Linked DNA regions of Mus musculus: region 2 is linked to region 1. The links are chromatin contacts, found by POLR2A ChIA-PET in ENCODE. All regions are on one chromosome and are shown on one strand. The core of a region is the stretch at or near the end of the contact, and the rest is flanking DNA. Distances in the headings are between cores, read along the strand shown.

Region 1 (3,668 bases), core at 394-2,893:
TGGGTCAGGAAAAGCAGACAGTGACCCAAATGGGTCACTGCAAGGCCACTTAGTCACTCAACAAACATGTACTGGGTGCTGCCTGAATGCCCTGTGCCACACTATGCTAGAAGATGAGTGGGGATGCTCGGGACTTAGGAAAACGGGAAGCTCATACTGGGATGGAGATGCAGGCCTTAAATCCCAGCGCCAGCCGATGGCTAGCCTCAGCTTCCTTTTGTGGGGGTTGGCAGGAAGACATCTCCCCTCCAGCCCTACACACCCAGATCTGCAGCTTGATCCTCTTGTCGTTGCGGTAGATGGTTTTGACCTTGAAGTCTATGCCAACGGTGCTGACAAAGGCTGGAGTGAAGGAGTCATCTGCGTAGCGGAAGAGGAACGAGGTTTTGCCCACGCTGCTGTTCCCAATGATCAGGATCTTGAACATATAGTCGAAGTTCTGGTCTGAGGACTCCTTCTGCCCATAGCGAGAGTCTGTGGCGGAAGCCATCTGCGGGAGGCGTGGCACAGAGGGCCTGAGGGGAGCATCAGGACCACGCACAGGGTGGGCACGGCACAGGGGTAGGTGAGGATACCCCCCAATGTCACATGCTCAACCCCCCCAACCAACATAAGGCAGAGCTGTGACCTTGACAGCACCAAGGTTTTAAGCAGGCTGTGAACCTCAGATTCCCCTGTACCCTGAGGGAAGACTGAGCCTCCTCTGCCTTCCCATCAGTCTCTCACAGAGACCCACACCGGAACATGAATACAGGAGGATCCCCAGTTCTCGCTCATCCTTATTTTTCTCCTGCAAGAACTGGGGCCCTGAGATAGCCACATCACGTGACGAAGACAGGATGAACGTAGGCTCACACACACAAAATCGCGAGCACAAGAGCGCGCACGCATACACACACACACACACACACAAGCACAATGAAGCATCTAGGGCAGGCAGACCCAAACACCTGCCCTGCATGCAAGAGTGGTGCTAACAGGCGAAACAAGCAGACATGTATGGTGTGTGCAAGCCCATGTGTGAGCACAGCTCCCTGCACCAATGCACGACTGTACCTGGCCATCCGGGAGGACACACCACACACGCGCATGGCTCCACACGCGTGTGAGCACATACTTGAACTAAGATCCACGCGCACCGCGCACGCGGACCATGCACGCACAACGTATCACAAGTGTGCACGCTGCGCGTCCTGCGGTCACTCGAGCCTCTCCATGCCCAGCGGGCGCGCACACGCGTGTTCACCCCACGAGCACGAGCACGCACAAGCCTCCCGCAAGGCCTGGCTTTCCCCTCCCCCTCTGTCGCAGAGCCCGGGCCCCAGGTGCCAGGTTAAGGGCGAGGGGTGCGGGATGCGGGACCAAGAATGCCAAATGCGAGACCCATAGCCACTACACCCGAGTTGCGCTCCCCTTGATCCCCCAGCTGTCAGTGAAACGCGGGCTCCTCAGTGTGTGGACCTGGGTTGCGCTCACCCTTACCCTCTCTAAGCTGAGACAACGCTGGCGACGGCGACCGTGGCGACTGCGCTGGCGACCGGGCCCCAGAAGAGGATGCGGGGGATGCAGGCGGCGGCGGGGGCTGCAGGCGGCAGCGGAGGAGGCTCAGGCCCCTGCAGTCCTAGCTGACGTCCTGCAAAGCCAGGGGCGGGGCTTTCTATGCAAACGAAGCTGTGACGTTAGGGGAGGGACTGCATCGACAGCCGCGGGACCACACTGGCCTGCGCCGGCAGAAGAGGGGCAGGGCCTGGTAAGCCACTGGAAGACGGGGCTCTAGGGAGGCATGAAGTTTCCATTGGCTGATGCTCTCGAGCGACGGACCGAATATCAAATCAGCGATTCCTACGTCTTTAGAGGCCCAATGGTGACTGCTAGGTGTTTGAAGGGCGGAGAGGCTGAGGCCAGGACCTAGCTCTGGTTGGAAACTTGTGGTTAGAAGTCCTTGCTTTTGAGACGTGAAGCACTCAGGAGTTTAGGTTTTGTTTTGAGAAATGGTCTCAAGTAACAAGCTGGTCTCGAACTTGCCAAGTAGCAGAGGCTGATCTTGAACTCTTGATCCTCCCGCCTGCACCTCACAAGTGTTGGATTGGCAGGCATACATCTTGATTACATTTTAGGGCTCAAAAAACTCATTAAAGACCACACAGAATTTTTAGTCCCAGCACTCAGAAGGGAGATGGAGGCAGATCTCTGTGAGTTCGAGGCCAGCCTGGTCTACAACGTGAGTTCCAGGACAGCAGGACTATGAAGAGAAACTTTGTCTCAAAAAACAAAATAAACAAGCAAATAAATAAATAATTTTTAAAAAAAGAAAGAAAGAAAGAACTGTTTTTTGATGGGCTGAGGATAATTCTCAGTTTGGTGGGGAACCTGCATCACAAAGACCTGGGTTGATCCAGGCTCCTGTTCTCTGCACTGGGAGGAGAAGGGAAGGAGGGGAGAAGCAGAAGTCCAAGGTGATCCTCAGTTACATAGTGTCTTAAAGTCAGCTTGATCCACATAAAACCCTGCCTCAAAGAAATAAAGGAGAAAATCCGGTCTGTGCAAAGAGAAAAGGGTCTGATGAGTCCCCAGAGAACCCCTTGCTTCCTTGCGCACTTAGGGCTCAGAAGTATCCTGACCCATAAGTCTTCCAAAATTGTAATGAAAGACCAAGGAAGCAGAGAAGATTCAAGAGTAGCTGCCCAACGCCCTTTACGATATGGACACTGGGACCCGGGTAACCCTGTGTCTCAGGAAGGTGGGCGCAGAAATGCAGACTTCCAAGCCGCTATGATACACACGACTCATTCCTGCAAATCTGCCTGTCAAGGTGGGAATCTGGGGTCTATCCTATTCTTCCTCTCCGTGCGGCCGGGCAGGGTCCCCATCGCTTCCATTCCCACAGGAAGCAGAACTGGGAACGTGTCCTGGCCCTGTTTATAGACCTCCCCGCCAGCTGCGGAGGCGCCAATGGACCAGAATAACTTGTCGCCTGGATGCTCGTCCACCCCCGCGAGGAGCCTGGAGCCCCGCCCAATCCGGGGCCGCTGGAGGAAGCTTATTTCCTGCTTCCCCTGCACTTCATGCAGAGACACAAAGTGACCATCAGTTTGTTACTTAGCGAGCTCCGGGCCCACGCGGAGGCTACTGTGGGGACCGGGACCGGGTTTGAGGACAGAAAGGGTGCAGGAGGAGCCTGGGACACTGGAGCCTGATTTGGATTTATTCCGAAGGGATAAGGTTAGGGGAGGAACCCATTTGCTTCCACCACCAAGCAAGGGCTCCAGGAGAACTGTGCTGGTAGCTCAGTAGGTGGCAAGGCTTCATCGGAACACTTGGAAAGCTGAGGCAGGAGGGTTGTTGAGTTCTTTATCATCCTGGATCACAAAGTGAGACCCTGTTTCATACTATAAACGTGTGCGGGGAAACTGCTGGCATGGTAACAGAAACCTTTAATTACACAGCACTTGGGAATTTCTGAGTTTGAGGCTCCCCAGAGAGGACAGCACAGCTGTCTGGAAGAATGAAGCAAGTGTGTTAAAGGCCTGGGCAAACAAGAGCACAGGCAGAAGAAGGGACAGAGGGAAGCTGTTCCTCAAATCTTTCTAAGTTATATTCATTTATTTGTGTTGGAAAGAGGGGAGTGTCACAGGACAACCTAGGAAGTCAGTTCTTTCCTTCCAGCA
Region 2 (3,668 bases), core at 750-3,249, 140 kb before region 1:
ATCAGGACTTACCTAGTCACCCTAGCACAGACTTCCCTTTTTCTCCTTAAAACCCACTCCTGCAGAAGCACCTGCTATGCCCAATCCAGAGGCAGCTCCCCCCACCCCTGCTTGTCCCTGGGGGGATAAATAAATGTCCTTTGTACTGAGGATCAGATGTCTGGGTCTGTTCCTCCTCAGAGTGTAAGGCCTGTTGCAGACAAGGGAAACCCAGGGTACTAGGTAGTTTAGGGTCTGAAGGCATTTTAGGGTCTGAGGACTGGTTACAATATCCTGCCTAGTTCTGCAAGGCACAGGACTGAAGTTACTAAGGCAGGGACATCTCTGCCTAGGGACTGAGGGATAAAAGCAGGTGGCCTGAGATCCCAGATTAACAGGTGTACTGCAGAAGAACAAAGGCACAGGGGACAAGCCAGTCAGTGGACCTCAAAGTCCAGAATACTCACTAGCCTGTGGTGACAGGGCTGTTGTGACAGAAACCTGAGGTCTTACCAACAGGTGGCCCTGCTGGGATTCTTCATAGCCCCTAGGAGAGGAGCCATTTGGAGAGGAGGTCTGTTAAGGCTAGAGCCTGTCGCCACTCAGGAGAGGCCAAGGGGGGCATCTGCAAAGCAGGAAGTGAAACTGAACCGCCAGCACCTGTCCTGTTCACCCAGCTGAGGGTCTTGTAAACTCTGAATTTACATCAAAGCCCAGACCAAGGTTAAGGCTGGGCCTGTGGATACCAACTTTTTCCTCACACAGCTGTTTCTCCATTCCTTTCCCTGTGCCCTCTCAGGGCACAGCTTGCACCCCAGCATCTGTCCTGCATCTTACAGAATGTATCTACCCCACTTCAGCAGCCTCCAGAACACAGGTTGGAGCAATGTGTTCCAGCAGAGGTGGACTGTGTCCTAGCCTGCCCATTGCACACCGACATGTTATTAAGCTGTTTATTTTGGGGTGGGAAGGCTGTAAGATGAGATCTTTCTGTGTAGCCAAGGCCATCTTTCCTGAGCCTCCTGGCTCACTCTCCCATTTGTAAGACCTCAGGCATGCAACACCACGCCCAATTTCTAAATCTTACAACTATCTTATGGGACGGGGAGTGTTAATGCGGCTGGGGAAACTGAGGGATCACACTTGAATGCGCCTGAGCACAATGGAAATGGGGGACCTAGAAGCACACATCCCAGCATTGCATTGCGTTGCGGCTGAGCCAAAAAACGCGCTCGCCACCTAGTGGCCATTAGCGGAAACACACGGCGGATATTGTCGCCTTCAGGTACAGGACCTGGCCAGGAAAATGACAAAGTTAAGACAGAGTGACACAGCTCTGATACAATTCTATAAAGAAAATAGTTACGTGGGCTGGCAGGTGGCACACTCCAGCATCCCAAGAACTAGGAAGAGGCAGGAGAATTACAGTGAGTTACAGGCTAGTTTGGGCTACATTATCTCAATAAACAGTAAAAAACAAACAAACAAACCAAACTAATGACAGAGAAAAAGATAGATGGGGCTGGAGAGAGAACAGCAGTAGCTAAGAGCACATACAGGGATCGATTCCCAGCATTCACCTCACAACTTTTAACTCCAGCACTGAGGAACTGACGCCCTCTGCGGGCCTCCGAGGCACCAGACACGAAGGTGGTGCAAGCAAATAAAAAAGATGGATGATGGGTCATAGATGGGTAGATACACAGAAGGATGATGTAGAAAGTGGGAAGAAAAAGATGAAAAAAGAGAGAGACAGAGAGAACTAAAAATCCGGAATCTAACTAGGAACCACGATTACGCGTAGACTCCCAGGATCCCTCGCGCACGACGATGGGGCGTCCCGGGAGAAACTTGCAAAGGCCCGTCGCGCTGCTCTCTGGGAACTGTAGTCTCCGTGAAGAGAGGCGGGACTTATACGTAGCTGATCGGTACCCAATAAAAAAGCCAAGAACTTAGACCGCTACTAGCTGTACCCAATGGAAGCACCGCATCAGGAGGGCGGGACTTCCGTCAGAGACCATGGTGAGAGCCTGCGCGAAAGACAACACTTCCTTTTGTGACTGGCGGTGAACGAGTGCGCAGTGCCATGAAGGCCTCGGGCACGGTAAGGAGGCCGCGGCGGGGCAAAAGGTGCGGCGTTGGCGGCAGGGCCGCTCGGGTTGGCTGTGTCCTCCGGGGTGGTGGTGCGTTCGTCGCGAGGGTCCCTCAGCGGTTACGGGCAGCTCTCCTCGCCCACAGCCTCCTTGCGGCCAACATGGCGGCCGCCGCGTGCTGGGCGGCCGAGGACGGAGCGGGTTAGATCGGGGTGCACCGGAAGGCCCTCCGCCTTTTCGTGTATATCAGCGTTACACTCCTTTTCGTTGCCAAATCTAGCCCCGTGGTTCTTTTAGTCTTTTTTTCCTTCGAGACAGGGTTTTCTCTGTAGCCCTGGCTGTCCTGGAACTCACTCTGTAGACCAAGCTGGCCTCGAACTCAGAAATCCGCCTGCCTCTGCCTCCTGAGTGCTGGGATTAAAGGCGTGTGACACCACGCCCGGCTGGCTTGTTTTAGTCTCTTATGAGGTTTAAAGCTAACCTGGTCTATTTAGACTGGAGTGGACACGCGGCCCGCCTTAGGTTTAGAGAGCATTTGGTAAGCTTGCGGCCTGTCCCCAGCGCTGGCTACACCGAGCCTGCTGCCACTTATCTCGGCACTTGAAATCGAAGCAGAGCGTCGCTAGAATCATCCTTAGCTAGTTCTAAAGGCTGGCTGACGGTAGCCTAGGGTGCCGGATCTCATACTGGCCCCGGTGTGTTGGACACAATCCTTCGGACTCTTGGTGAAAAGCTAGTCTGGAATCGTCAATTAGTCCCAATCCAGAGACAGTTTCTCTGTAGAACAAATGGCCTTTTTCCTGCTCTGGGATTAAAGACGTGAGCCACCTTTGCCATCTTGGCCTGGAGTTTCAGGGAGAGCAGAGCAGCCTGCCACATGTAGACCCTGAGGCAGCTTCGTAGCGGAGCACAAGCCTTCTGACTTGCCTCACACTGGGCTCGAGTGTATGAGCCCACTTTGGACACCCCTGCCTGTGGGAGGACTGAATCTCAGGCCGGCTCTGCCTCCACACCCCTCCCCCACATAGACAACTTTCTCTCCTGACATGTCTTTCAGCTTCGGGAGTACAAGGTGGTGGGGCGCTGCTTGCCAACCCCAAAATGCCACACACCACCACTGTACCGTATGCGAATCTTTGCACCCAACCATGTGGTGGCCAAGTCCCGCTTCTGGTACTTTGTGTCACAGCTGAAGAAGATGAAGAAGTCATCCGGGGAAATTGTGTACTGCGGACAGGTGAGGTCTGGGGCCCCACAGGATGCCGGTCGCTGGGTACCATCAGAGCCAGGGCAGCACTCCTCATGTCCTCCCTACTCCCCACAGGTGTTTGAGAAGTCACCCCTGCGTGTGAAGAACTTTGGCATCTGGCTGCGCTATGACTCCCGCAGTGGCACACACAACATGTATCGGGAGTACAGGGACCTGACCACTGCTGGTGCAGTCACACAGTGCTGTGAGTCTCCAACCCTCTGCCAATTTCTGGCACCCAACCCAAGAACTGTCGCTGCCTGTAGCGGCTGTTTAAATAGTGGTGCACACAGCAAAGGGGCTTCGTCGCCTTTGGGGGGCTGTGCAGTGCCCCCCAGAGTGAATCA

What was found. ChIA-PET counts read pairs that join two places held with the same protein, here RNA polymerase II (POLR2A).
Region 2: POLR2A ChIA-PET joins it to region 1 with 13 read pairs in embryonic stem cell. The contact joins the promoter of Rpl18a here to the promoter of Rab3a in region 1. POLR2A ChIA-PET finds 5 or more read pairs at or near these places in 4 of 5 experiments (Patski and embryonic stem cell).

Annotation. Positions count from the first base shown.
Region 1 is chr8:70,752,678-70,756,345 of GRCm38, reverse strand. Rab3a (RAB3A, member RAS oncogene family) reads right to left here and starts at 1,643. Exons shown (of 5, transcript NM_009001.7): 1 at 1,483-1,643; 2 at 263-490. The coding sequence starts at 490.
Region 2 is chr8:70,895,774-70,899,441 of GRCm38, reverse strand. It overlaps Rpl18a (ribosomal protein L18A), which reads left to right and starts at 1,999. Exons shown (of 5, transcript NM_029751.4): 1 at 1,999-2,083; 2 at 3,130-3,309; 3 at 3,397-3,526. The coding sequence starts at 2,066. It overlaps Snora68 (small nucleolar RNA, H/ACA box 68), which reads left to right and starts at 3,586; the gene lies at 3,586-3,668.